2 separate regions of the Homo sapiens genome follow, and region 1 is linked to region 2. Evidence: read pairs that join two places in POLR2A ChIA-PET (ENCODE). Cell type or tissue: PC-9. All regions are shown on one strand. Links, peaks and the distances in the headings refer to the core of each region. The heading gives the core; the rest is flanking DNA.

Region 1 (15,311 bases), core at 4,602-8,601, 780 kb before region 2:
AGAAACTTCTGAGCTGGTGTTTCAGCAGCTTTAGTTAGAAGCCAGGAAATGTAACTAGTGATGTTGGTGGCCCCTCTGCGATGGGTGGAAGGCTGGCGTCCTCCCCACTACCATGCAGGAGAAATTGTGCTCCCACGCTAACAGCTGGGACCCCAGTGTGGTCCTGAGTCGGCGACTGTAAAGCTACATTTTCCAACTAAGGGATGCCTCAGGAAATAATAAATCTCTCAGGATTTATGGGCCAGGAAATTCTTTCAGGAGAGAAAATAGAGAAGAGGTAAAGCAGAGATGGGGCAAGGCAGGAGAGCAGCTGCCCAGGACCCTCCTGGCACAAATATTGGGCTTGGTGAGTTGCGGAATTGCCCATCAGAACTCATGGCTGAGAAGGACTTGAAGGATAATCTAATAGGATCTCTTTTGCTTTCCCCTTCATTGAACTCATGCTTCCTTCTCTGCAAAGTAAGAAGGTTGAACTCAATGACCTCCAGGGTCTTTGCCTCCAGGTTATTTGATGCTTGTGGTGAAGCCAGTCTTCTCACTAAGGGCTCTGGTTATGCCACATGCCTCATTTTCCCCAGCTGAAAATGCAATCAACCGAGTCACCTATCACCCATGTTTGGGCTGAGGATTAACGATGGGAGGACATCTGGAGACTTCCCTCGGAGGGATACAGCTGGGTCTGATTACCTCTTATTTACTGTCTTTTTACTCTGGAGACGGCCCACATACTCACCCTAAGGAACAATGACAGAAGCATGCAGACCATCCCAACACACCCTCCAAAACACCCCCAGCCCAGCAGCCAGTCGCCATGCATAAAATGCATAAATCCACAAACGCAGACTCGGGCACACACATAGGCACACGCACACACGTCCTCTTTCTTCGCCTTTTCTGCCTGGTGTCTGTCAAACAGTGCATCCCCTTCATTCTCAGAGATCTGAGACCGGCCTTGTTCTGGAGTTGGTGAATTCCAGCACACCCCCTGCCTTCATTCCAAGCTGGAGCTCCGGGTGCCGTCAGCAGATGGCGCCCGGAGCTCTCAAACGACTGGGTGAATGCCTCGGGCCTGAACTTCTGGCCTCCCCACTCCCACCCTTGGAATGGGATAATTTGGGAGTCATCTGTGGGAGGGCTGCCAAGGCCTTAAATTTACTACTTGGAGCTGGGATAATTTTCCCCAGACGGGGCATGGAGGGGGAGAGAGGAGGAAGGAAGCGGGGTGGGGGCTGCAGACCTGGTCAGGGCCACGACAGCTCCAGCTCTGCCAGCCAAAGAAGGCCTCACTGAGAGGCCCCATCCAAAGGGGTGTCTGAAACAAGGGCAGGTCACACCCTGGAGGGGGAAATGCTTTCACTGCTATGAAAACCCAGGAGAACAGAAGGATTTACAGACAAAAAATAAAGCCAACAAGAGCTTCCAAATCATGTCTATCCCTCCCACTTCCAATCTCTGACTCATCTTCTAAGCCCAGTTTCAACCTCACCTACTGTGTGAAGCTGTCCCTGACCCACACACCTCCTGTCAGCATTAACCATTCATTTCCTTTTAACTTTTTATTCTGGAATTTTCCAAGCATATACAAAAATAGAGAATATGATATAACAAACTCTCTTATACCCACGCCCAGCTTTAATAATGACAATTATCAATGTTTTGCCAAATTGTTCATCTATTCTCCAACCTTTTTTCTGGAATGTTTTAAATCAAACCCCAGACATCATATCATCTCACCCCAAAACACTTAAGATGTTTTTCCCTAGCGTTACTTATTTATTTATTTATTTTGAGATAGAGTCTTGCTCTGCCGCCCAGGCTGGAGTACAGTGGTGTGAACTTGGCTCACAGCAACCTCCACCTCCCAGATTCAAGTGATTCTCCTGTCTCAGCCTCCTGAGTAGCTGGGATTACAGGCTCCCGCCACCCTGCCTAGTTAATTTTTGTATTTTTAGTAGAGACAGGGTTTCTCCATGTTTGCCAGGCTGGTCTCGAACTCCTGACCTCAGGTGATCCGCCTGCTTTGGACTTTCAAAGTGCTGGGATTACAGGCATGAGCCACCGGGCCTGGCTTTCCCTAGAGTATTTTAAAACAACCTAGACATCTGCATGCATCTCTGACTGAGAAGGACTGCTTTCCCTTTAACATAACCACTTGCCATTATTATATCTAACATTTACAATCATTCTTTATGGCACTTAGCTCCCTGTGGCATTTGTCATGGTTCGTTTGGTGTGAGAGTTACACCGAACATAAGTGTGTATCCCCTCTATTTGACTGTAGTTGCGTTTGGAGCATGGATCAGACCTCACTTATTCTGGAGTTCTCAAGGACTCCCAACAGCACCTGCTCAGAAGCCCTGGAAAGTCAGAGCACAATTAAGGACATTCGCTCTAAGAAGACACTCTCACGGTTATCGCTGGAACCCAGGGTCCCTCCAATTGGAAATGTGAAGTCAAAGGAGGAAATTGCTCTTAGGCTGAGTCACAAGACTCGTGTCCTTTTCTCCTGAGGTAGATAAGAGACACACACACAGGCAGATACACACCTCATGCCTCCAGGAGCCGCAGAGGCAGAGAATGCAAAAAATGTGGTGGTGCCAGCCGCAGCGAGGTCTGGAAATGCCTTCTTAATTGAGCCTTTCTGGGAGCTGCACAGGCTGGCTGGAGGAGGGACAGGAATGGAGAGGCGAGTGAGGTGGAAGGGGCCACGAAGGGCCATGTCTGAGATGGGGCCCAGGGGTCTTTGATCCTACTTCGTTTGTCATGAGTTTAGAGACCCAGAAAAAAGAGCCTTGAGTTTCTTCCAATAAAGCACTGTTACCTGAAAAATGCCCATCAGAACAGAATTGCTCCACCTTTGAATGGTTCTGTCTATAGGAAAGTCTTTTCTAATAGGAGCCCAAGTCTCTTTTCCTGCAGCTTTCACACACTGGGGCCACTCTGAACAAATTTAGTGGTTTGACAGGAATGATTAGGGGTGGGGATGGGACTCAGAAACCTCTGCAGGGTGCCTAGTAAGTGCTAGACATCTTGCATGCATTAAGTCGTAAACCAGAAAACTCCAGAGAGACCTTTGCTGTGGATATTACTGTCCCATGTTGCGGATGAGGAAAGGGGCTCTGGGAAGTCTGCAGGTTGCCCAGGACACAGGTCCACCCAGCTCTCATCTAGCCTGTCTTCTGGTTTCCCTTCAGATGGCTGGAAACACGGCTCCTGGCTCCTCGAGCCCTCTGGTCTCCCGGCTTCAGACCTCCCTTACAGCACATACTTTCCCAGCCCATCATGACCAGCTTCTGGGGTTCCCTCTGTTTGGTCTGCAACCCTCTTCAGTGAGATCCCAGACAGGGACATAAGCATTCTTGTTGCTTTGCTGGGAAAGCACGATATGCCAGCCAGCAACCGATGTACATCATCATTTGCTTGAAGAAATAACATGAGCTTGTGACTCCTGGCCACACTCTGGGTAGCAGGAGGAGCACAGTCTGAGGTCAAAGGATGTCACAACTCTCAGCCAGGCTGGCTGAGACAGGTTCTAAAACAACCCTTTCCAACCTACTGCTCTCCTACTCCCAGGACCTGGAGCCACTGACCCTGCCATGGAACAGGTTGCATGATGTTTTACATCAAATTGTATTGATTCTTTGGTGAATAGGTAATACGTTCTCATGGTTTAAAGTTTAAAATGGTACCAACGATATAAAGTAGAAATCCTCCCTCCTACTCCTTCCTCCCATCACCCATCTTCCACTTCTAGGAACAATGTTTCCAGCTTCTGGTGCATTCCTTCAGATGTAGTCATCATGGATACAATGCAAATAAGTAGGTATATGTGTATCCCTATTCCTTTTTCCTTTTTAAATACAAAATCAGTGTATTATACTGTTTACCACTGCCCTCACCTTTAAAAAGTTTTTTAGATTTTTTGTAGAGATTGGATCTTGAGATGTTGCCCAGGCTATCTTGAATTCCTGGCCTTAAGCGATCTTTCACCTCGGCTTCCCGAAGTGCTGGGATTATAGTTGTGAGCCACTTGAACTCCCTCCTTTTATTCACTTAGCACGTATACCTGCAAGTTTGTGACTTGAAGGGGTTTAAATTTACCCTCTTCTGCACCAGTGGTCCGAATGTGAACCCTACACTGTGAACCCAAGACAAAACACAATGCAGGCTGGGCATGGTGGCTCACACCTGTAATACCAGCACTTTGGGAGGCTGAGACACACAGAGAGCTTGAACCCGGGGGTTCAAGACAAGCCTGGGCAATACAGTGAGACCTTATCTCTACAAAGAAACAAAAAAACAAAAAAACAGACCTAGTACTGTGTGCTTGCAGTCCCAGCTACTCAGGAGATTGAGATGGGAGGACAACTTTGGCCCAGGAGGTAGAGGTTGCAGCAAGCTGTGATCACACCACTGCATTCCTGGACTGTAGAATGAGACTCTGTCAAAAAAAAAAAAAAAAAAAAGAGATGAACCTCTCATTTAATGCTTGTTAAACAGATAATCTCCACATAGATATAAAGAGATGACTGCAGATGCATTCTTTTTTGCATCTCCCATGTACATTTTCCAAGAGATTTTGCACTGCTCTTTGGGGGGTGTGACCCCTACTTTATAAGGACAGTAATCATCCAGGGACTGACATGATTTATCCAAACTAAGCTGCTGCCCTATTTGAGCTACTCTGATTTTGTGCTTTGGAGGCATTAGAGTTGAGCATCTGAGAACAGAGAGACTTGGCTGAGTTTTCTAAATAATAACTTCAATATACTCAGATGCGCTAGGAAGAAGTCACGCTGTCAATATGATACGGTCAAAGGACTCAGGTTTCTCCTTCCACCTTGAACTGAAGATGACACATGCACCAAATCATTTTTTTCTAAGCTTTCTTTTAGCTTCCATGGCTGCAAAGCAGTGATAATTCAACTTGCCATTAGGGTTTTAAGTACTCCCAGGTATTAAATACCTAGCATTAAACAGTACAAAAATATATTTTTAAAAATACCAACTAGGAAAGTGCTAAAATGACACTCTGTCTTTGCCTAAGTATACTATGAGAAATGGAAAAGCTGGCCTCTGGGGGGCCATCTGCTGAGCCCAGGAGTCTAGGAAGCTTCGATGATATATGTGCAATCACTGAATTATGCTGGAGAAAAGATCTAAAACAGACATGGTTTCAGAGCATTCATGATAAATGGTTCTTCACAAATTGAAGCTGATTATTTCTCTCCCTCACATTCCCAAAGAGGTGGTCTCTGCTTTTAAGCAGAGTTCATTCCTGGAAACTCCATCTTAAAGGGAAATCCTAGTCTGATTGTATAGTTAAGGGTCTCTCTCTTCAAACATGTTCAGTCTCATGAGAGAACTGAATGGATGAAAGTGACAGGAAGGAAGAATAGGCACATTTAGACCCCGTCAAACAAGCGTGGCAAAAACTGAAGCCTGCTTGAAATGATGCTCTGTAAAGAGAATGCAGTTTCGTATAACGAACAATTGGTGCAGTTATTGAATAATGTAGATGGCCGTTGAAGTGAAAAAGTGCAGATGGAGACACAGTAAGACCTGACGCATGCCTGGGAGATTTAGAAAATGGTTCCCCAGGCCGGGCGCGGTGGCTCACGCCTGTAATCCCAGCACTTTGGGAGGACGAGGTGGGTGGATCACGAGGTCAGGCGATCGAGACCATCCTGGCCAACATGGTGAAACCCCATCTCTACTAAAAATACAAAAATTAGCTGGGTGTGGTGGCGCATGCCTGTAATCCCAGCTACTCGGGAGGCTGAGGCAGGAGAATCACTTGAACCCAGGAGTCGGAGGTTGCAGTGAGCTGAGATTGCACCACTGCACTCCAGCCCGGAGACAGAGCGAGACTCCGTCTAAAAAAAAAGAAAAGAAAAAGAAAATGGTTCCCCAAATGGAGCCCACTGTGTTGCCCCCAGCTTTCTCTTCCCTTCACCTGGGCCCTTCTTCTACCCTGAATATCTTGGCCCAGGGTAAGGGACAACTGTCGTAGAGAGCCTTTCTGTGCCTCAGTTTTCTTCATAGGAAAGTGACCATGCAGCAGTCCAAGGACATTCGCCAAATGCTGCAGAGCCTGGGAACTAACCGCCTCCCTTCCAAGCCTGATGGAAGAAATGGCCTCCCTTCTAAGCCTGGTGGACCTGGGACATCTGAGACCAGAAAACCAGAGGCCAGCTGATTAAATATTAATAGTTAGCTGTTATGGGAAGGTCTCTTGAAAGAGTTCAAGACCAGCCTGGGAAACATATGGAGACGCCATATCTACAAATAGTAAAATAAGTTAGCTGGGCATGTGCCTGTCATCCCAGCTACTCAGGAGGCTAAGATGGGAGGATCACTTGAGCTCAGGAAGTTGAGGCTGCAGTAGCTATGATTGTGCCACTGCATTCCAGCCTTGGTAAGAGAACAAGACTTCATTTCAAAAAAAAAAAAAAAATCCTGTAATCCCAGCACTTTGGGAGCCTGAGGCGGGCAGATCATGAGGTCAAGAAATCGAGACCACCCTGGCCAACATGGTGAAACCCTGTCTCTACTAAAAATACAAAAATTAGCTGGGCATGGTGGCACATGCCTGTAATCCCAGCTACTTGGGAGGCTGAGGCAGGAGAATCGCTTGAACCTGGGAGGCGGAGGTCGCAGTGAGCCGAGATTGCGCCACTGCACTCCAGCCTGGGTGACAGAGTGAGGTTCCATCTAGAAGGAAAGAAAGAAAGAAAGGAAGGAAGGAAGGAAGGAAGGAAGGAAGGAAGGAAGGAAAGAAAGAGAGAGAGAAGGAGAAAGAGAGAGAGAAAGAAAGAAAGAAGAAAGAAAGAAAGAAAGAAAAAGAAAGAAAGAAAGAAAGAAGAAAGAAAGGAAGGAAGGAAGGAAGGAAGGAAGGAAGGAAGGAAGGAAGGAAGGAAAAGAAGTTAGCTGTGGTGTTAGCTGGGCCAAACTAAGAACACCAAGTCAGTTTTGTCTGTGTTTTACATCTACAATTTTAAATATCAAATTTAAACATTGAAAAGTTTTTTTTTTCCTTTGAACTGGTGAGTGGCTTTGGCTCCCAGCAGAACAAATGGAGAGAAAGCAATGAACTGTCTGTGGAGTGAGTGTGTATTAAAACGTGGAATGAGGATCTCCCCCACGGGGCGGGGAGACTAGGAGAAAGCTGCCAGAGGCTGCTGGCAAGAGATATCCACTGGTTCTAGACCTGGCGGAGAGCGCTGGAGGTGGGTGGGGAGGTGGGGGTTGGGGAGCGTGTTGGAGTTGGGCTTGGGTCATTGTAGGTGAGCCGGCGTGGTTCTCTCTCAGGAAAGCACCAGAGAGGCCTGGCTCTGGGGAAGTTGGAGGTTTTACTCCCTGGCATCATCTGCAGTCGAGAGTGATCTGGCAGATACTATCTCTCCCAACCAACTTGGCAAGGCTCTGGTCCTGTGTGAGGAGGCAAGGAGTTCTCTTGGATGAGGTGAGCACACCCAGGTGAGGCAGCACACAAGAGGTCCACGCCTGCTCTGCAGACAGAGGGAGGTTAGCATCCGGAAGAGGCAACTACACAGCTGCCACCCCATTCGGTACTTCTCTCAAGGCACACGGGCGGTGTGGCAGAGCCTGTTCCTTGCTGACCAGTGTCCATTCCCCCTTTCTTCCTTAGTATCGGATTCCAGTTTTATCTGGAGTGGTGATGAGGCTACATTTCCAGCCCTCCTTGCAGCAAGGATGGCCAACGAGACGCAAGCACAAGTCATGACGTGGGTCTTCAAGGGGCCCGACTTGGTGGGCAGAGCGCTGCATTGGCCTTTGGCGTTCCCCGTAGTCCTCTGCAGGGGACTCTGCAGTAGCCCATGAGGTTACAGGGCTGATGCGAGGCTTGTGCTCTGGTAATGATTGATCATTTTGTAGGCTGCAGCCTATCTACAGATGTCTTTTAGATGGGCAAATAAACTCCCAATTTGGCAAAGTCACTCCAATTAGGACTCTTACTACCAGCTAAACAGAATTCCTAACTGATCCAGATGGACTTGGAGAGAAAAGAGCTCCCAGTCACTGGAGATGTGCAAGCATCAGTGGCAGGGGTTAGTGGGGCGAGGGGCCTGGCAGGGGCTGGCGGGGCAAGTGCAGGACTAGAAGTATTTGCTATTTGGTGACCCTCTGTGAGGTGTTCAAATCCCAGCCTGCTGGGGCTATTGGTTAACTGGTTTTAGTCTGAGCCTTAAAACAACAACAGGCTCAAAAGAGAAGAAATTCATCACAAATTAGGGGCCCATTTGTGTCACCTGCCTCTAAAGTCGGAGGCTCTGCAGCAGACGAAGCCCTGTGTTGCTGGGGAGAAGGTGGCTTCACGGACACTCCCGTTTCAGTGTGACTGCCTTTGGGGCCTATAGGGGGCACTAAGGAACTATGGGATCTTGTTGCCTCTGTGGCGGGGTCAGCGCTCAGACCTCCAGCCAACCCAGCCAGCAAGAAGAAGGAATGGGGCTGGGGCTGGGACAAGGGTCGGTTATAGTGGGTAGAAATGAAATCGCCCCTTCCCCATTCTTCTTAAAGATCTAAAATGCAGAGCACCTGATTTTAAAGTTCAGAAGAAAATGTCTCCCCTCCGCAATGAGAACTTGACATTTCTGTCACTGAATCTTAGACTAGAAAGGGGCCTTGGAGATCAGCCAGTCCTCACTATTCATTCAGCAGATGAGAAACTGGAGTCCCGAGAAGGAAAGTGATGGATCCAAAGAGAGGCAGGGCGTTAGCAGCAGGGCTGGGCCGCAGGCTGGGCCTTCCAACTTCCAGCAGAGTGTTCTTTCCACCACACCACACCCACCGTCTTGGCCACGTTTGTTCTCTTTTCTGGCCCTGGGGGGACTCTGGCAGGGCTGGGGGTCTGATGTGAACTGGAATCTGTTCAGTTGCACCTCTCATTGCTCCTGCCAGCTCGCCAGCTCTGGCTGATGGAGGCAATTAGAACCAGACATCCCATAAGGCCATTCCAGAAAGATCTCTTAAAATTCCACAGCAGCTGGGGACTTGCCTTTCCCTGCAGGGTTCATCTGGTGTGTAAATACCTAGTTGTGTAAGGCACAGGGTTGGGGGGCCATGCTTACACATACACAGTCTCTCAACCCACATTCACCCACAGATAGAAAAATAGAGAAATATTCAGTAGGAATTCCTTTCCTTTCTACCTCCCAAAGAGAGAAGTGAAGAATTTACAGGCCACCCTGGGAACATTTAATTACTTGCTGCTGAGGGATGGGCACTGTATTTGCACTGGGCAGTGGGTGGCAGAGGGTGGGGGACATCCCTGGTTTTCTTCCTTGCACCGCAGAGGGCTGCTTCCCACCACTGGGTTCTGAGGAAGGCCAAGCAGTGTTTGTGGCCAGCTTAGCAAATATGCAGTCCAGGAGCCTGGCTCAAAGATGTTGCCTCAGTTTATCTGTGGGAGCCTTGAGGCACCAAAAGACAAAATGGCAGAGCAAGGAATCCAACCCAGGACCACTGGCTTTGATTAACCTGTTCAATGATCTCCAGTGACTGTAACATCAAAACTGAAGGGCAGATCCTGGCTCATGAGTTGATGGAGCCCTCTCTTTCTCAGGACTCCCATTTCACAGTTCTCACCAGTCAACCTTGCTTTGGCCAGCAATGTGCTGCTGTTAGTTGGCCAGTGTTTAAGTAGACCCAGAGGGCCTTTTGTTAGAAGTCAGTGGGAAACAGCCAAAGCATTGCAAAGGCAGATGGAAAAACCAGACACGTTCTCTAACCTGAGGGAGCACCTAGTTCCACTGTGATTTACAGGAGGCTAGAAGGGGAAGGAAAGGGTCATCATTCTGACAAGTCTACATACCAAATTGGTTGCAGAGCTTAAGAGAGAGCCCACATCTTCTGTTTCCCAGACTAGAGTGTTTTCAACACCATCACACCACCACTCCCAACTCCTCCCTTTGAGGTTGCATTTGGCCTGACTATCCCATGAGAGTAGTGTAAAACAGTGTTAAAAAATTAAATCAGGTCATGATTACTATAATTTTTTATTGGGTAGGCCCAATAACTCTGAGCACCTTTCGAAAATCTGTCCTGGGACTTGTGGTTAATTGGTGATTAATCACCGATCCATTTATTAGATGATTTCACATTACCAATTGATGTTATCTCTGTACTCCCCATTTTCCAGTGATCTCCTCTTGCTGACATCCCTTAGATCTTCTATCTGTGTTCCAGATGTGGCATTTTGCAGACTTAGCACTCAGGGAGAGAAGAATGAATCCATCAGTTCGTTCTGCTGCTGATTTTTGTGTTTGGAAGTAGAAGTGCATTTGTTTATTTACTTATTCAACATCAAACACTTGCTGGTGCTGGGAAAGGTACCAGGTGCTGGGGTAGTTGCTGGGGAATAGAGGGACAGAGAACTTGGTTTTAAGGGATTTAAATTTTGGTAGAGGGAGACAGAACATACCCACAATTAGCTCTAATATAGAGAATAAGCCCTACAAGAGAAGGAAAGATGAAGTGAGCTCAGAGGGAAAAATCACTTGGAGAATAGGGGGGAGAGCAATCAGGGAGGAGTTCCTGGAGGTGGTGGCATTAAAGTGATGCCTAGAAGGATGAGTGCTTCTGCTGTGCAGAGACTGGGGAGGTGGAAGAAGTGGGGCAAGGCATTCTAGGTGGGGGAAGGCAAACAGGAAGGAGAGCCATGGCTTGTTAGCAATCATGAGAGGGTCAGTTTGGCTGATTAGGCTGGTTGGCTGGAGGCAGTCCTTGGATGGTGACGGATATCAAGTGAAGAAGTTTGGGCATCAGGCATGGAGAAACCACCATGGCTTCCTGAGTGGACAAGCCATGTGGGCATCACTACCCTAGAGAAGGGTGAGCAGCAGCAGCGTGGACTGGGTGGGCATGCACACACTGTGACTGCCTTGCCCCGGAGCACCTCTCTGTCCTGTAGTCACTCAGAGCTCTGCTGTGTGTCCATCTCTCCCACTCCCCCAGCATGAATCCATAGACCCCAAGAAAGACCTGCACTGTCTTGTGTTTGAATGATGACCCCCTGGCAGAACTCAAACCACACACCCTGCTGAATGGAACTCTCTTTTTCCTTTCCATAAAACCAGAGAAGTATGCAGAAACCTCGAAGGTCATCAATTCCGACATCCAGTTGATGCTTAGATTTCCTCCATTGCTTCTCTGCAAAGCGATTGTCTGTTCCATGCTTAAATATCTCCAGTGATGGTGAGCTCACTACTTCAAGAGGCAGTCCATACTCAGGGTAGTCCTGGACTCACTAATAGAATGGACGGAGCCTGCACCATCCCCATTTCTGCCTCACCCTCGCCCGCTAGCACTGTGACAAGACATCTGTCCACATGTGTTGAATAGCCCTGAAAGAGAGAGATCCCCTTACCCCAGAGCACATGAATTTCCCAGAAGGTCCCTGGAGTAAAAATCTGGTATTAATTGTACTCCTGTTTGGGCAGCACTTTAGAGTTTGCAAACGGCTTTCACAGGCTTTATTGTTCTAGTGCCCACAACACCACTGTGAACAATGCTGTGGCATTTCCATTTTATGTATCAGGAAACAACTCCAAAGGGAACTCGCCCCAGGTTGAACATTGTGTAAACGTCAAAGCCAGGATCCTACTCCCGTTTCTTCTGACTCTAAATCTTGGAATTTTCTCAGCAAACCAGGTAAGCAGGGAGGTCTGTCCCCAAACACTAGCCTTGGGATGTTTTTTTTTTCATTAAACAACGTATTATGGATATAATTATTTGAATCAAAGGGGCAGGATGGTGTGTGTGTGTGTGTTTGTGTGTGCTTGCATGCAAGGCCACGGACGTGCCATGGAGGTACTTTATACTAAGCTGAAATACTTGACTAACAGGTTTCCTCTTCCTGTTTCTCTTCTAGAAGTCTTACCATGGCCCTGTCTCAGGGCACTCAGCCCCAAAGTGGTGGAGCAAGAGCACTCCAATCGGCACCACATGCTGAGCAATTGAGCTAGCATGCTGATAGAGGCAGGGACGACACAGGCCTTGTCATCGATAACAGGATGAATACTGAGGGCCATCAGCCCATGAGTTCTTTGCTCGTCTATCCTAGAAAAAGGAATGTTTTCAAATACCTCCACTATCAATCACCAAGAAAAAAACATTTGTTATTCATTGTTTTTTGTGTCCTCTGATGTAACGTTTTATCCAGGAGTTCAGGGACCTCAGTTTCTTTATTTGTAAAATGGGCATAGGTGTGTGTGTGGCGGGGTGTGGTGGGGGGCGGTAACCATGGAGGCATTGGACCAGTTGTTCAAAAGGGACCTTCTCAGTTCTAGGTATTTGTTTGGTTTGGTTTGGTTTTGAGACGGAGTCTTGCTTTTGTCGCCCAGACTGGAGTGCAATGGCATGATCTCGGCTCACTGTAACCTCCGCCTCCCGGGGTCAAGTGATTCTCCTGCCTCAGCCTCCCGAGTAGCTGGGATTACAGGCGCCTGCCACCACGCCCGGCTAATTTTTGTATTTTTAGTAGAGATGGGGTTTTGCCATGTTAGCCAGGCTGGTCTTGAACTCCTGACCTCGTGATCCACCACCTCAGCCTCCCAAAGTGCTGGGATTACAGGCCTAAGCCACTGCGCCCAGCCCCTTCTAGGTTCTGAAAGAGGGAAAAAAAATGTAACGTGGTTCCAAAATTGACAGTGACCCAGGTGTAGTGATGAAGGAATAGATTCATGCATGTGCAGTTGCCAAAGACAGAGAACCTCCAAGCGGCCCTGGGGCTGTGCTTGTCTGCCCAGTGAGGGGATGCATGAGGAGACTGCAGAGACCGCTCCTAACAGGGCTGCTGTGTGATCCCACCAAAACATTGCAAAGAACTTGCTACAAAGTTTGGGGGAATTGCTGTCCATAGTTTCAAATAAGATGTTGCAGAATGACAACATCAGGGTGGCAAGATATGTCCAAAAGAATACTGAAGCAAGACAGAAGACGGCTGGAGGTTAGACTTATGAACTGGGTAGGGCTGGTGATGGTGAGGAGGAGAGAGAGGGTCAGCTCATTCAGAAACACCCAAGGGAAGAGCACCAGGAATCCAAAAGGGGTTGCCCTGTAGGGCACCTGCCCAGGGATGTATGGACAAAAGATCTGGCTTCAAGCCAGCCTCACCACTTACTAGCTGTATAACTCTGAACAATTAATAGCACCTGCCTCAGACTCAGTTTCCTCAGTGGGGAAATGGGAAGAATACTCCCTACCTTACAGAGCTGCTGAGAGAGTTAAATTACATGGAATATGTGGAAATGCTTAACAGAGTCCATTCATACATTCAGCAAGCATGTGTTGCGTGTCTGCTGTTTGCCTGGAAAATAGTAAGTACTCTATCACTACATTAAAAATATAAAGTCGGATAGAAAATGCATTCTTTGAAGTCTAGAATAATCCTTAGGTATTAGGGAAGTTCGTAAATGAAACCATCGAAAAGATAGGTGAGTTGTTTGTTATTCATCATTTTGGGTATTTGTTGGTGGAGAGAGCTGAGCTATTCAGTGAATTCCGGTACTGGCAAGATTAAATGGAGGGGAAGGACGGAAAAAAGCCGTCTCCTCCAACAGAGAAGAAAGACAAAGGCCTGAGCTTTCACAGCCTGAGCTTGGGCTAATTAAACCAGTGTTGTAACATTTTTCTTTTCTTTTCTCTTTTCTTTTATATACAGGGGTTTTGGGGCTCTATCATCTTTGCCACAACACTGGACACAGAAGGCTTCTCTAACTGTGTTTTAGCCCATTTGTTCCTCATTTGGGATCCTTAGAATTTTTAGGGGTCCATGAGGATTGGAGTAGGGATTTGTGACATACTTTCAAAATTTCAAACATCATACAAGAAACCATGTGTCCTTACAATGAGGTTTTATTTGGCTAGAAGATTAACCAGTCATGTTGATCAGAGGCTCTGGTGTATGCTTTGATGAATAAAAAAGAGAAATAAAATAAAGGCTGCTGCTTAACAAGTTCAATGTGTTGAGAAGTCAAAATTCTTTCAAACATAGAGCATAGAGCAGTTGGAGATATAATAAAGAAAGAGTAAACATATAATTGAAAACGTTAGTAGCACTTCAACCCAACTCTCCCATTTTCCAGTTGAAGACCCAGAGGCCAGGGAAGTAAAGACATTTCTAAGGTCAGAGCTGGTCAGTGACGAAGCCAGACCCAGAGCCCAGGTCACCAGGCCATGGGGCTTTTTACTGCCTCAGTGATCGTGAGCCTGGTTTTAAAATTGACTGCATTCATCTGGAGGTGTTAGTGAAAACAAGTCACCTTCCTAAAGTCATTGCCTGGGTATCAAAGGCAAGAAGGATGCTACAGAGGACTTTTCCTTGGGCTTCTCTTCATTTGAGTGCAGTCACCTGATGGGTTGTTAGTCCAGCTCATGTTTGGCTGATGTAATTTCCCAAGGCAAGGACAAGACTGACAGGCAGGAACGCCCGGGGAGGTCCTTGGGGGAGATGAACATCCTCTTTTTATCTTCAAAGCAAATGTTCAGGAAGAGAAATGGCAACACTTCCCAGAATTCAGGCTGAAGCAAAACACAGATGACATATTGGACTGGCATCTCATCCGTGAGATAGGGGGACGTGACCGTCAGGGGTCGCTGAGGAAATGAATGAGTAAATTTATCTTACAGAGGTCAGTAAATAAGGGAATGGGATGTGTAAGAAACAGCTCCTGTCTGTAAAAGGAGCAGATGGATAAATCTAGGTTTTCCAAACAGAGGGGCTCACAGTTGTGAGCTGTTGAAGAAAGGTATTTAGTTAAAACGTCTGTCTCAAGGTTATTGGTAAATAGCCAAAACTAGGGCACAAGAATTCTGGGAAAATTAGATAAGATGAATTTAGTTTCACAATGGCTAAGGGGCCGTGTATTTCTATTAGGGAAGGCTATATATGCTTCATTCAGCAGCATCTAATGATTACATTTGGAACATGCAATTGCTGTTTCTGTTTTGGGGGCTATCACAATTTAATGAAATATCTGGTCTGGATTTCTTCAGGCAGTTGGTCTCTTCAGTTTCCACAGATTTAAGATTCTATCCTCTCCCTGCTTTCTTCCAATGAAGTTGACGTACTGTGATTCCAACTGGATAAACTTAATAGTCACACATAACTTTTGACTAGAAATAGGTGGACTGTAAGTAATCATTTAGTCTTACTTTTTGAAGATCTAAAGTCATGTGGAAGCCTAAGTGGCTGTTTGAACCCAGACATCACTCCTAAAGGCATTCCTTTTCTTTATCCCGTCATTCCACAAACACTTATTAATCACCGACAGCAAGCAAGGCAC
Region 2 (15,311 bases), core at 5,478-9,477:
GAGGTTGCAGTGAGCCGATATCGCACCATTGCATTCCAGCCTGGGCGACAGAGTGAGACTCCATCTCAAAAAGAAAAAAAAAAAGAAAGAAAAAAATTCTGTACCTTTTTTAAGTACTAAGATGCATGGCTAATGCACGAAAACATTTGAAAAGTGCTAGAGTAAAATGATCTATTAACAGTAATAACTACAGTGAACTCAAGTATGCAGAGAAATAAAAAAATATCCAAGGCCTGGTTTCTTGGCCCTCGTCTCTCATGTATGTTAATCTTGAAGCATCATCTTCTCCTGGCTCCATTCTATCTCTGTCGACAGTCCTGAATTTCATGCCATTCCATATCATATTCATTTTCTTGGTTTTGTGACTTGTTTTCTGCACCAACTCATGCTTATAAATTGCCGCTCTGTACTTGCAGTCAGAACGCTGCATTCCAAAAGGAGGCAGGAGGCATGGCAAGGGTTTCCACATAGCTGACTTTGTTTTGACAGTGATGGTATCTGATGGAGTGGGAGCTGATGGCAGCCCAACGCCCAGTCTCTTTGTCCACACCAACTATTCATAGCTGGCGAAGGCGGGGAGGTACACATCAGTGTGGGGGTGAGAGACCTAGAGGCTGGTCAAATAGAGGACGGGGAATATGTGGTTATGCAGGGCACGGAGGTCAGGGTCATGTTAAAAATCAAGTATTTAACATATTGGCTGAGGCACAATAACTCTAGTCTAAATTTATCCCACTCTTCCAACTCTCTCAGGACTGACAGAGCAGCTAGTGTTACCACTCGGGAAAAAGTCAGAGCAGGGTCTAAATTTGTATCTAAAAGAAATCTCAGATGCAAGATTCAGAGAATTCCACCAGGCTCCTTCAGATGTCCTGAAAGATGCTCTGGGTAACCCGATATTGTTGGAGGACAAAACAGTTATATAAATCTAAGATAGGGTCACCTTCTTCGTTATCACTGCTGTCATCATCAACCTGGCTGGGAATTTCACTGCCAGTATACCACAGGGTCCAGGCCATTCAGACTCCCCCTGTCATGGGATAACCAGACTCCCGAGCTGGTTATTCTCCATGTGCCTCCCCTGTCCACTGCCTCTCCTGCCCTCTGTGTTTTCTATAACTGCATCACCAGAGTCCCTGTTCCCTTGGCTTCCTGTTGGGTTTGTCTAATGGGAGGCGCTGGCAAGAGATTGGAGGTTGACACATTTATTCCCTGCTCCATCCCACCCCCATCCGCGCTGGCTCAACCCTGCTTTCCTGCTGTTACATTCTTCTATGGCTCTGGCTTCTGTGGGAAGGTCCGTCTCCCATAACTCTGCTCACAACATTTCCTCCTTTGCCCCTTCAGGCCTGGTCCCCGGCCCTGGGCACCTCACCATTCTTTGTTGGTTCCTTGCCTCTGGCTACACGTTTGTGAACAGTCTCTGCTTCAAGCTTTTTTCCCCCTGTGCAAACACTTCCGGGTGTGCATCTGTTGCCTGCTGGTACCCTGACGGATGTAACTTGGTCTCACATCTATGGATGTTCAGGCCTCGCTCACAGCTGGATCTCACAGAGGCAGGACACCGTGCTGCCTTGAAATCGGAGCCCTGGCACAGGCCACTGGGTCTCTCCCTCTACCCATTCAGATCATGCACTTTTTGAGTGGCTGCAAGCAGCTGATGAGCTTAAGAAGTCTCTTATTTTGATGATGCAATTCTAGGTAGGATCAGGTGGGGCTGAAGCTCACAGCAGTAACCCCAGAAAGTCTTCCAGGCCTCACTCCTTTCCAAGAGCTCAGGAGATGCAGAAATGAGGTGGTTCAAGCTTGTCCCTAAGGGGACATAGACTCTCGTGCCTGGAAAAGCATTAAAGGTCACGCAGGCCAGCCCATTCCGTTTGTAGCTCAGGAAGCCGAGGCCCAGGAAGAAGAGACTCCCGTGGGGTCAGAGGGTAAGGTAGTGGGAGAGAGAGGATAAGAATCCAGAGCCCCTGAACATTCATCCTCAAATCTTCATGCTGGAAGGAGTATTAAAGGGCACACTGACCCCAATAAACAACAAGCCACCTGCAGTACAGGGTTTTGCCATCTACAAGGGGGGACTGCCAGAGCCTCAGTTGTCCCTGGTGTCCCCCAAACCCTAAGCCTAGCCAGGGACTCTCCAGACAAAACAGCATGGTGTGATTTGGAGTGAGGAGGCACCCTAGGGAACTCCTTTCTACTCACAGAGACTAACACCTCCTGACTCCTACAGTGACCAGCTCCCTCCTGACGGGTCAGCTTCCTGAATGGCCACACAAGGCCTGGGCTGCAGGGCCCCTCCTGTGCTCCCTAGCAATGGCCGTGTGATGAATTTTTACCAACAGAAGCAAACAGAAGTTACGGCTCACTTCCGGTTTGTGGTGGTGAAGGAAAAGCTTTGCTTTCTCTTCTGTCCACCTGGCTGGAAGCAAAGGATTCCAAGATGGTGAAGACACACATGAGCACAGCCAGGATGCCCAGTTTGGAAGACAGCTGTGTCAGAGTGCCGCCCCCACCAGCTCCACCCACATCCGACCTTGAAATGAAAGAGAAATAAATAAGTTTTTGTTGTGTCCAGAACCGCGATCGGGAGTGGGAAGGGCAGGCTACAGCCGGTGCCAACAACCCTGGTTAACACAGATATTGTGTCACTGTCCAGGTGACCCCCATTTCCCACCCATGACTCAGCTCTTCTTTTCAGACACATCTTGCAGCTCCATCTTTCTCACCCCTCCTCCCATCCTGCCCTGTCATAGGTGTCTAATGCCACCGTGCCTCTCCTCTGCCCTCTCCTCTCTTCCCTCAACATCTTTCCTCATTGTGTACCACCCGAACTACTCAAATGGCCCCTTCTCCCCTTGAAAGTGCCTTTTCCATTCTGCCAGAACCGTTTCTTTTTTTTTTCTTGCCTATGTAAGTATGAACTTTATTATTGTTTGTTTTGACTGTTTATATATATATATATATTTTTTTTTTATTATTATACTTTAAGTTCTAGGGTCCATGTGCATCATGTGCAGGTGTGTTACATGTGTATACATGTGCTGTGTTGGTGTGCTGCCCCCATTAACTCGTCATTTACATTAGGTATATCTCCTAATGCTATCTCTCACCCCTCCCCCCACCCGTTTCTTTAAAGGGCCCTCTGACCCTCTTCAGTCACCCAAACAACACACCTAGACCTTCCCCTGGAATTGTCTGGATCTCACAGTCATTGCTGGGTCCCTTAAAGCAAAGCTGCTGGTGAATAACAATATATAACAATATTCTCTTTGGGTTTGCAAATGCCCAAAGAAGTCTCTGTTATCACCTTTATTGTTTAAGAGGGACAATAATTTAAGAGGACTATTTACATGTTTTTGATAATAACAACAATAATAGCAATGACAGGAATGATAACCCAGCCTTTTTTTTTTTTTTTTTTCCCATTGTAGAAACTTCCAGTCATTCACCCTATCAATCCCTGAAAAGAGTTCTTCCTCCCTCACTCTTCCCTTCTGGGACATGACCTGGGTTTCTGCGTCTAATCTCTGAGATGCTGGGGTGGTACATCACATGGATTTTTTTTTTTAATTGCATCAGGCCATAGGGGATTTTTTTTTTTTCTTTTTCGACTGAGAAGACAATGAAATTTATGTTCTTTCCCACCCTCCTGAAGGAAGAAACATTTCAGGGGGCACCACACCTAAACATCCCGGGCGCTTCCAGCAAATCTCAGTACATGGTGAGATGCAGGAGGGAAATCACGCAGCTGAGACCTATGGTACTCCAGGAGGTTTTCGGTGACATTAGCCCAGGATTTTATCCATGTTTCTCTTGACTTGCTCCTGACTTTTTTTTTTTTCTTTTTTTTTTGACAGAGTCTCATTCTTGCCCAGGCCAGAGTGCAGTGGCGTGATCTTGACTCACTGCAACCTCTGCCCCCCCGGGTTTAAGTGATTCTCCTGCCTCAGCCTCCCAAGTAGCTGGGATTACAGGAGCACACCACCACCATGCCCAGCTAATTTTTGTATTTTTAATAGTGACGGGGTTTCACCATGTTGGCCAGGCTGGTCTCAAACTCCTGACCTCATGATCCACCCGCCTCAGCCTCTCAAAGTGCTGGAATTACAGGGGTGAGCCACCATGCCCGGCCACATATAGATTTTTATAGTTAGAAATTGTCCTGTTTAATTAATGGTGTGCTCAAATAAATATACAATCATTGCATATTCATTAATCGTCTTTCTCTCCCACCAGAATATGAACTCCATGACAGCAGGAATTGCATCTACTTTACTCCCTGCTGTCTCCCCAGGACCTATACAGAACTCAACCATCATTTGTCGAGTGAATAAATGAACAAGTGAATAAGAAAAGTAGATATGGGCCAGGCGCAGTGGCTCACGCCTGTAATCCCAGCACTTTGGGAGGCCGAGGTAGGTGGATCACCAGGTCAGGAGATTGAGACCATCCTGGCTAACATGGTGAAACCCTATATCTACTAAAAATACAAAAATTTTGCCAGGCATGGTGGCGGGTGCCTGTAATCCCAGCTACTCAGGAGGCTGAGGCAGGAGAATCGTTTGAACCTGGGAGGTGGAGGTTGCAGTGTGAGCCGAGATTGTGCCACTGCATTCCAGCCTGGGCAACAGAGTGAGACTCTGTCTCAAAAAAAAAAAAAAAAAAAGATATGGATGGGCTCTTTTTAAAAATAGGGCCCTAAGGTGTGATTTTTTTTTCTTTTTGAGATGGAGTCTTGCTCTGTTGCCCAGGCTGGAGTGCAGTGGCGCAATCTTGGCTCACTGCAACCTCCGCCTCCAGGGTTAAAGTGATTCTCCTACCTCAGCCTCCCAAGTAGCTGGGACTACAGGTGCCTGCCACCACACCTGGCCTTTTTTTTTTTTTTTTTTTTGTATTTTTAGTAGAGATGGGGTTTCACCATGTTGGCCAGGATGGTCTCGATCTCTTGACCTCGTGATCCACCCACCTCGGCCTCCCAAAGTGCTGGGATTACAGGCGTGAGCCACCGCGCCCGGTCTATGGTGTGATTTTTTACCCTCTCTATCTGCAGGAAAAGCTATGAGTCCCCAGGTGCACAGAGTATTGCCAGATAGAAGAAGGACTCTGCAGGAGAATGGCTAGGGGTTCACTTTAGCCACAGAGCAGTTTCTGACTTACGACTCACCTGACTTTCCTTTGCCCCCACTGTCACCTGAAGGGTGTATATTACCCTAGTGGTGGGATGGACGATGCATCCAGCCATCATTCAGATCACCAAACTAACTCCCCTTCCTGGATTCTAGGCTTACCATTAACCTTCTGATTGTGATTTTGGCTTCCCATGCTGATTTCCACAGCAAGAGAGAGCAGGCTGGTCAGGCTGACTCAAACGCCTGCTTCTCCCAGCATTTATACATTTCATTATAAACTCATCGCTGGACATTCTGCTCTGTCCCCTCCAGTCTCCTCTGAGTGAGTCTGCTTTGGGAGTCCCATTGACTATGGGGTGCTGAACCTACAAGGCCAGACTCTGAACAGTGGCTACGTCTGTCACAAGTTGCTGCCCCGTGAAGGTTCTCAGCAGTGGGCCAGCTGGTCCTTCCCAGGCACCTGCCAGCATTGCTGCAAGATTTGTTCCACATTTTCCCACAGATGTAGTAATGCCACTTAAAGGAGTTTATATGGAGGAGATAATTGGATACATATGTAAAGACGTATGTCAAAAAGGTATTCACTGTGGTATTGTCACCTCCCCTCAGCTGCAGGTATTGGTGGTGGCACTTTTATATCCCAGGATGTCCTCAGAGTTTGGGTGCCAGAGCCCCTCAGTCTCCACCTTCCATAGCACCAGTGGGGATTAATTGATGGTGTGGTCTCTCACTGTACGTGTAAGGGGAAGCATTGGTGACGGAGTAGCAGTTGCCTTGGTGAACTGCCGAAGCCCCGAAGTGGGTAAAGCTTTGGCTTTCACTAGTGAGTATCAGGCAGCTGTGTCTCTTCCTGGAGCCACAGGTGGAGTTCTGGTTGCAGAGCAGCAACTGGCCTGGGCAAGCTGGACCTTGGACCAGGGGCTGGTCCAGTCTTCAATTCTGGCTCTTTCCACAGGTAGGTTAGCCGGGGCAGGGTCGCAAGCTGACCCGGAAGTCAGCCAGGGTCAGGCCGGGCTCCAGGCACTGACATATCCTTGAGGTCTTCCCCTGGAGCATGGCAGCTTCTCCAGCAGCACCAATGGCCCCTTTATATTCTTTTATCCTGGAGGAGAACCACAAAGCCTCCCACCCACCTGCCCATTCTCCAGAGACCTTAGCCCCGCAATCACCCGCAAACACTTAACTACTTTGGAGGAAGCAAAGTGCTTTTAGTTTCCAAAGTTAATTCACATTCCCAAGGGTGGCCAAGATGACCTCTTTCCCTAAAGCAAGAACTAACCCCCCAAGTTAGTAAAAAACTGAGAACACCTAATCGATCAATCAATCAGAGTGTGGTTGACTATATGAAGATCTCTTCATACAATGTCTACTATGCAGCCATTAAAATGAAATTGTGGGTCTATACAAATGATTTAGTGTAGGGCCAGGCACAGTGGCTTATGCTTGTAATCCCAGCACTTTGGGAGGCCAAGGCAGGTGGATCATTTGAGGTCAGGAGCTTGAGACTAGCCTGGCCAACATGGTGAAACCCCATCTCTACTAAAAATACAAAAATTAGCCGGGTGTGGTGGCACACGCCTGTAATCCCAGCTACTCCAGAGGCTGAGGCAGGAGAATCGCTTGAACCCGGGAGGTGGAGGTTGCAGTGAGCCGAGATCATGCCACTGCACTCCAGCCTGCACAATAAGAGCGAAACTCTGTCTCAAAAATAAATAAATAAATAAATAAATAAATAGTTTAGTGTAAAGAAGAATATGACAAACTGCCTTTGTACTCTGGTCCAAACTTTGCCAAAATATGGATGCGTGAGTGCAAACGTGTGCCTGGAGAAAACGGAATGGCAGTCATCAAAATGCTCGCAGTGGTTATCTCTGGGCAGTGAGATTTCTGGTAAGTCTTCTTTATACTTCTCTGTACTATTTGAAGTTTCACAATAAGCATGTTTATCTTATCATCAGAAAAAAACTTTTTTTTTTTAATTTTGGAAGAAAAAACTTCCATTCAATTTGGTGTGCTCTAATGTGCAAAATACTGGAGTAGTGGCCAGGACAAAGTCCTATAGAAGCCAAGTGGAGAGTGGCATTGACCTTGCTGACACTGTGCGGCCAGCACGCCCTGGATCCGATAGCCTCTGCGGTAGGCCTTCCTATTTCAAGAGTCTACGATTCTAAGACGCCAAATGGTATCTCCAGATCAAAACTATTTATAAGAATCATTTCCTTCAGGATGAGTTGTAACTTCCACTTGCTACTTGTATGTTTCGATGACATCATCTCTGAGATTTATGTGAAATGACTCCTTCTCCTTGATGTTATCAAGGAGTTTGAGCAGTTGAGTTCCTTATAGTTCTTTGTGTTTAAACCATATCTGAAGAAGCTGTCATTTGTCAAGGTTTAATTGTTTCCATTATTTTTTTCCTGGTAAGTTTCCAGATATTGCTGGGCAGCTTTGATAAAGAGACCTGAAAAGAAGATGTTAAGAAATGGATGGAGCATGGCTGCAAGTTCCAGGTTCTAGCCCACATCTACTTTTTAGCTGTGTCATCTGGAGTTAGTCATTTCTTTCTGGGTATTTTCTCACTTAAAATTGGAGGGGAGGGTAAGAGGGACATTAGACAAGATTATTTTAAAGATCTTTCTGGGTATTTTCTCACATAAAATTGGAGGGGAGGGTAAGAGGGACATTAGACAAGATTATTTTAAAGATCCTGTCCTGGCCGGGTGCGGTGGCTCATGCCTGTAATCACAGCTCTTAGGGAGGCAGAGGTGGGAGGATAGCTTGAGCCCAGGAGTTCAAGACCTGCCTGTGCAATATAGTGAGACCTCCTTCTTAAAAAAAAAAACAAAAACAAAAACAAAACTTGTCCAGCTCTGTCTCCCTATGATGAGTTTTAGTTCTGAGCTTATAATAGCATATTTTATAGTCCTAGTGCCAAATATTCTTAAAGTTATCTTCATATCTAAGTCTTTCAATAAATAGAAAAGTATATTGTTGACTACGGCCTTAGAGGTCACTGCTTGAATCCTTCCCATGCCACCCTTGCTAGGTGGTCACCTTGTGTCAACTAACACCTACGGGGACAAGAAACCCCCTCCCTCCCGAGGTAGCCCATTTCTCTTTATTGGTAAAGAGCATTTAAAAGGTGTTTCTTGGCCGGGCACAGTGGCTCATGCCTATAATCCCAGCACTTTGGGAGGCCGAGGTGGGTGGATCACGAGATCAGGAGATCGAAACCAAACCCCGTCTCTACTAAAAACACAAAAAATTAGCCGGGCATGGTGGTGGGCGCCTGTAGTCCCAGCTACTCGGGAGGCTGAGGCAGGAGAATCGCTTGAACCTGGGAGGTGGAGCTTGCAGTGAGCTGAGATTGCACCACTGCACCCCAGCCTGGGTGACAGAACGAGACTCCATCTCAAAAAAAAAGGTGTTTCTTGGGAGAGCTGAAATCTGCAACCTTCTAACTTCCATTTACTGTCTGCTCTCCCGATCACTTTGCAGAGGACGCTTTTCTTTTGTCCCCTTCCCTGCACCCTTTGCAGCCTCAGAGAAGGTGTTTCTAATTCCCTGATGTTGGAGAAGGAGGTTTTCCCTTTTCTATTTTGTTTTATTTGTATTTTTTCTGGTGAAAAGATACATATATACCTTTAGAATTAGCAAGCTGGACTCAGATTAGATGATCCCAATTTTGTTGGCAACATCCAAAGCATGGTCATCAGGAGCCAGTGGACACATGCCTTCTTCTCTCCATCAGGTCGACTCAGTGTTGGCCTTGGCCACACCAATGTCATGGAGCTTGCTCCCTTCTTCTCTCCATCAGGTCGACTCAGTGTTGGCCTTGGCCACATTGATGTCATGGAGCTCCCTCCCTTCTTCTCTCCATCAGGTTGACTCAGTGTTGACCTTGGCCACACAGATGTCATGGAACTCCTTCATAGCCTGTTCCATCTGGTGCTTGTTGGCTTTAACATCCACAGTGAACACAAGTGTGTTGCCTTCTGTCTTCATGGCTGCTTCTCCAGCAGTGCCAATGGCCCCCCTCCCTTTTTTTTTTGGAGATGGAGTCTCACTCTGTTGCCAGGCTGGAGTGCTATGGCATGATCTTGGCTCACTGCAACCTCTGCCTCCCAGGTTCAAGCAATTCTCCTGCCTCAGCCTCCTGAGTAGCTGGGACTACAGGTATGCACCACCATGCCCGGCTAATTTTGTATTTTTAATAAAGACGGGGTTTCACCATGTTGGCCAGGCTGGTCTTGAACTCCTGACCTCAGGTGATGCCCCCGCCTCGGCCTCCCAAAGTGCTGGGATTACAGGCATGAGCCACCGTACCCAGCCACCAATGGCCCTTTTATACTTTTTGTTCTTGGATGAGAACCACAAAGCCTCCCACGCACCTGCTCATTCTCCAGAGACCTTAGTCCTGCAATCTCCTCATGGTCAGTGGGAACTTGAGGCTGGCATAGTGGTCAAACTTGTTTCTTCTGAGGGCACTCTTCCAAGGATATTTGGGCTACCTGTGGTGTCGCAGTGTCTTGGGCCACCAGATGTGGATGACTGGTCTCTGGGGAATGGGCAGGTGCGATGGAGGCTTTGTCCTGTGGACACCTTTCAGCACTGCCTTCTTGGCCCTTAAAGTCTTCACTTTGGCTTTGGCTTGAGGAGGGGCAGGAGCTTCCTTCTTCGCCTTGAGTGCCATCTTGTGAAAAGTTCTTTCCTATTTTAGACTTCAGCACCTGAACAAGAGTGGGCAGATATGTACTCCAAGCTCCAATGATGACCGTGAACCCTACAGAGTTGGAAGTGTGGAAAGCGAGGCATTGTGTCCCTTGTCTGAGACTTTGTCCTTTTGCCCTCAGCAAAAGTCTGGACCTCACTGAGCTGCCCTACAACCATGTGACTGTCCCTTCCTTTTCTAATGCTGGCCTTTCTCCCTTCTCATATTCCCCCTTTCTTCTGTAGCCCTAGTGGGGTCCCTGCATCTCCCAACTCCATTTTTCTGAGTCACCAACACTCTTATCAGAAATATCCTGGCCCTAGTTCTCTCTTGTCCCTATAAATTGTGCAGCCTCCAGCATCTCTCTCTGCTGTCCTCACTTTCTGTCACTGGGTACAGAGAAGAGGTAGCTCTGAGACCCAAGAGTGGACATAAAGGACATTCAGGATAAAAGGGACTCCCATTTCAAAGTGCAGTTTGCTCTCCCCCAAATATGTTAGCAAAAAAATTAGACCCATCTTGCACCTCAAGGATTAGTTAACTTTCAAAGGGGCTACATAAGTACTTCGCATTCCTTTTGTCAACACAGCTTTAATCTTTCACTTTGTAGAACAGAGGTCCCGCTGCCTTCTCAACCCTAGGTCTTTATCACAATGTGCTTTTCCATTAACTCGGGGAAATTATGCTCACATGTTCCTGCCTAATTCTTGGGTTCCTACAGTGGATGGGAAGGTAGGAAATGGGAGAGGCTTTGAAGAGAAAGGTTTTTATGTTTGCAGCAGCCAGGGTTCAACTACAGAAACAGAGCAAGTAGGATATGTATGCTGATATATGAAGAGGTTCCATGCAAGGAATTGGTTTATGCAATGGTGGGGGATGGCTAGGTAAGTCTGAAAGCCCCAGGGCAGTCCATCAGGAAGGACATGCAAGTTCTCAGGTGGAATTTCTTTTTCCTCAGGGAAACCTCAGCCCTGCTCTTAAGATCTTTCACCCGGCGGCTCACGCCTGTAATCCCAGCACTTTGGAGGCGAGCAGATCACTTGAGCCCAGGAGTTCAAGACCAGCCTGGGCAACATGGTGAAACACTATCTCTATAAAAAATGCAAAAAAAGGCCGGGCACAGTGGCTCACGCCTGTAATCCCAGCACTTTGGGAGGCCAAGGCAGGTGGATCATGAGGTCAGGAGATCGAGACCAACCTGGCTAACAAGGTGAAACCCCGTCTCTACTAAAAAAATGAAAAAATTAGCCGGTCGTGGTGGCGGACGCCTGTAGTCCCAGCTACTTGGGAGACTGAGGCAGGAGAATGGCATGAACCCAGGAGGCTGAGCTTGCAGTGAGCCAAGATCACACCACTGCACTCCAGCCTGGGCAACAGAGCGAAACTCCATCTGGAAAAAAAAAAAAAAAAATTAGCCTGGCATGGTGGCGCGCACCAGTAGTCCCAGCCACCAGGAAGCCCGAGGCAGGGGATCACCTGGGCCCGAGAGGTGGAGGCTGCAGTGAGCTGTGATTGTGCCACTGCACTCCAGCCTGGGTGACAGAGTGAAACTCTATCTGAAAAGAAAAACAAAAACAAAAAACCCTTCACCTATTTGAATTATCTGATGATTTAGGATAACCGTTCTTACCCAAAGTCAGTGATTACGGGCTTTAGTCACTTCTATAAAATACGGTACCTTCACAGCAACATCTGGATTCGTGTTTGAGTAAATAATTGGGGAATGTAGCCTAACCAAGTTAACACATAAAAAAGACCATCACATTCCTCAAATACTTATCTTGGAACTTTGGGAGGGACTCATCCCACATATGCACTTATTTCTTCTTTCTGTTTCTTATAAGAAGGACTGCTAGAAAATGTGCCCTTCTAAACAAGCTTTTTAGAAATGTCTGTATTGTTTGCTTAGGATAGTAAAACCCCTTTTTGCCTGTTCATACAGAGGCATGAGGAGCCTCAAGTGGTTGAGGGTCAGTCTTAATTCCAATTCAGTGGAATCATTGCTGTGTTTCCTGGTGGAAGCATTCCTCCCTTTAAGCCTAAGACTCTAGACCAGCAGAACCTAAGGTCACAAGAAAAGGAGGCAGACGTTTTGCTAGTGGATCATTACAGGCAACGGCGAGTGGGGTCATTCCCATTTCCACCCCTCGAATCCTGGATTCGTGAATTCTGGCTATGGAAGAAACAGTAGCATGTATTAGACACTAATTTAGAGACTATCCAGCCTCCTAGAGGACTTTGCCCCACGAGGTATTGCCACCTGGTTGGCACTGTAATTGAGTCTTCAAAAGCCCATTCTGGCCAGGTACAGTGGCTCACACTTGTAATTCCTCGTTTGAGCCCAGGAGTTTGAGACCAGCCTGGACAACATAGTGAGACCCTGTCTCTAATTTAAAAATAAACAAAAACAATTTCAAGGCCATCTTACCACTCTATCAAGCCAGTTGCTTGAGGATATGGGGAACATGGTAAGATTCTGAGTTCCGTAAGCTGGGGCTCATTGCCACATGAATTGAGTTCTCCGATGAGAAGTAGTATTGTGTGAAATGTCATGATGGTGGATAAGGCGTGCTATAAATCCATGGACGGTCGTTTTAGCAGAAACATTGTCTACAGGAAAGGCAAATCTGTATCCAGAGTAAGTAGCTATTCTGGTAAGAACAAAGTGCTGGCCCTTCTATGATGGAAATGATTCAGTGTAATCAATTTGCCACCAGGTAGCTGTCTGATAACCCTGGGGTCCTATCAGGGTCTCTCCGCTGCCAGCAGACTGGGCACTCAGCACTGGCTGCAGCCAGGTCAGCCTTGGGGCTGAGCCCACACACAGCCTCCATCCCTGCCACCATGTCCACTTGATTCATGAGCCCAGTGGGCAATGACAGAACTGGCTGGGGAAAGAGGCTGACTGGTATCCATAAAATGGGTCATCCCATCCACCTATTGTTAAATTCTCTCTCTGCCGAGGTTACCATTTGGTGAGCACTCATGTGGAACATAAATATCTTCACATTTTTCCCTATTCAGAGAGGTCTATCTGCTTACTCCTTCTTCAGACCTCCTTGTCACCAACTTTCCAATTATGTTCCCTTTAAGTCTCTGACCATCCAGCCAGTCCATTGGTGATAGCCCATGCTATGGGTTAAATGTTTGTATCTCCCTAACATTTATCTGTTGAAATTCTAACCACCAATGTGATGGTATTAGGAAGTAGTGAGGGCGGAGCCCTCGTGAAAGGGATCAGTACTCCTTAGGAAAAGAGACACAGAGACCCTGCTTCCTCTCTGCTCTCTCCCACCATGTGAGGAGCCACAAAAAGACGGCCATGTGCAAACCAGGAGACTGCATTCAGCAGGTGCCAGAACCGCCAGCACCTGGATCTTGGACTTTCCAGCCTCCAGAGCTGTGAGAAATAAATTGTTGTTCACCTGTGTGCAGTGGCTCATGACTGTAATCCCAGCACAAGAGGAGAGGCAGGGGTGTGTCCTGAGGAGAATCGCAGAACCTTGCGAGGCAACTTAGATGAGGCCTATGAGGTTTATACCTGCAGAGTGTGGCCAATCTGCTCAGACAGGAAAGGCTACTTTTGGCAAAGAAGACTTGGCAGAATTTAGGGGTTTGATGATCCCAGCTTCATCAGGATCTGCCCATATGTCCCAATTCCAATTATCAGTATCCCATTCCTTCCCAGTCAATGCCCTTGCTTTAATAAAAGATCCTGCAAGATTGAGAATTGAATTTACATTGGAATTTAGCTACTTGGAGGATAAGACCCTGGATTTTATTTTCAGAAATCTCAGTCCTGTAACCACAGGAGATAAGAGTTTTTCTCAGGGCAGATAGAGAAGCTTTCAGATCATTTATGCAAAACATGAGCTAGGAATTTGAAGCCCTGAACTCATCCTTTTCTTTCCCCACTTTTTTTTTTTTTAATGAGACAGAGTCTTACTCTTTCATCCAGACTGCAGTGCAGTGGTGTGATCTCAGCTCACTGCAGCCTCTGCCTCCCAGGTTCAAGTGATTCTCCTGCCTCAGTCTCCCGAGTAGCTGAGATTACAGGTGTGTGCCACCACACCCAGCTAATCTTTGTATTTTTAGTAGAGATGGGGTTTTGCCCTATCTTAAAATATAAATAAATAAATATATAAAGAAGAACTCATTTTTAAGGTTCTACTCTTTTAGAACCACTTTCAGAACCAAAGCCTGTATTAGCCAGACTATAACCAAGACAAAGACGACTAGGAGATAAATATTAAGAGATTTATTGCAAGGAATTGGCCTGTGTGACTGTGGGGACTGGGTAGGCAAATCTGATGTCTGAAGGGCAGACCAGAAAAAGCAAGGTATAACTTTCTCAGGCATTACCAAATGCTGCTGCCCACAGATGAAATTTCTTCAGAGAACCCTCAGCTCTGCTCTGAAGGCCTTTCAAGGTCTGACTGAACCAAGCCCATTCAGATTATCTAGGATAATCTCCCTCAAAGTCAACTGATTATGGACTTGAATCACATCTATAAAATACCTGCACAGCAATGCCTAGATTTGAGTTTGATTGAATAATGGGACTGTAGCCTAGCCAAGTTGACACATAAAATTGACCATCACACCGGGCGCGGAGGCTCACGCTTGTAATCCTAGCACTTCGGGAGGCTGAGGCAGGCAGATCACCTGAGGTCGGGAGTTTGAGACCAGCCTGACCAATGTGGAGAAACCCCATCTCTACTAAAAATAAAAAATTAGCCATGCATGGTGGCAGGTGCCTGTAATCCCAGCTACTCGGGAGGCTGAGTTAGGAGAATTGCTTGAACCTGGGAGGCAGAGGTTGTGGTGAGCCGAGATCGTGCCATTGCACTCCAGCCTGGGCAACAAGAGTGAAACTCCGTCTCAAAAAAAAAAAAAATTGACCATCACAATGCCCCCTGTAGAAGGTGGAGAGCCTTTCAGCAGCGGATGCATTCACATGATCACCAATGTGCTGTAGGCCCATCGATTGCTCTGTGGAGGCTGGTTTCAAGGAAGGAAAGGCCGAAGGCAGACAGACTAGGTGAAAGACGATCCAGGCCTTGCTGTGAGCTGAAGCGGGTACTCCAAAACTCAGTTGTTCAAGCTTAACACCTTGTACCTCCAGCAACTGTATTTGGAGATACAGTTTGGAGGTGCTTAGGTTAACACGAGGCTGTTAAGGCCAGGTGTGGTGGCTCACGCCTATAATCACAGCACTTTGAGAGGCCAAGGCAGGTGGATGGCTTGAGCTCATAAATTCGAGACCAGTCTGAGCAACATGAGAAACCCCGGCTCTACGAAAAATACAAAAATTAGCTGGGTGTGGTGGTGCAGGAGGCTGAGGTGGGAGGATGGCTTGAGCCTGGGGGGCGGAGTTTGCACTGAACCGAGATGGTGTCACTGCATTCCAGCCTGGGCGACAGAACCAGAGCTTGTCTTTAAAAAAAAAAAAAAATGGGGCCGGGCAC

Evidence for each region. ChIA-PET counts read pairs that join two places held together with the same protein. Peaks named below come from ENCODE experiments on the same cell type or tissue, not always from the same donor. Only the 100,000 strongest peaks of a DNase experiment are listed, where the experiment ranks them.
Region 1: POLR2A ChIA-PET joins it to region 2 with 7 read pairs; 2 of 35 experiments call an interaction of 5 or more read pairs at or near these places.

What each region holds. Positions count from the first base shown.
Region 1 is chr3:193,779,930-193,795,240 of GRCh38, forward strand. LOC105374283 (a long non-coding RNA gene) reads left to right here and starts at 7,323. Exons shown (of 4, transcript XR_924839.2): 1 at 7,323-7,465; 2 at 11,103-11,220; 3 at 11,564-11,676; 4 at 11,897-12,155. RefSeq lists silencers at 979-1,038, 1,291-1,585 and an enhancer at 11,720-12,377. In PC-9, for the core only: a CTCF peak has its summit at 8,345 (motif pointing right); no DNase peak of the experiment used is centred there; H3K27ac peaks cover 289 bases.
Region 2 is chr3:194,554,177-194,569,487 of GRCh38, forward strand. It overlaps the pseudogene RPL23AP93. Among named protein-coding and RNA genes, the nearest start is that of TMEM44-AS1, 22 kb to the right of the region's middle. RefSeq lists enhancers at 2,062-2,561, 2,456-2,785. In PC-9, for the core only: no CTCF peak of the experiment used is centred there; a DNase peak (open chromatin) is centred at 7,415; H3K27ac peaks cover 1,409 bases.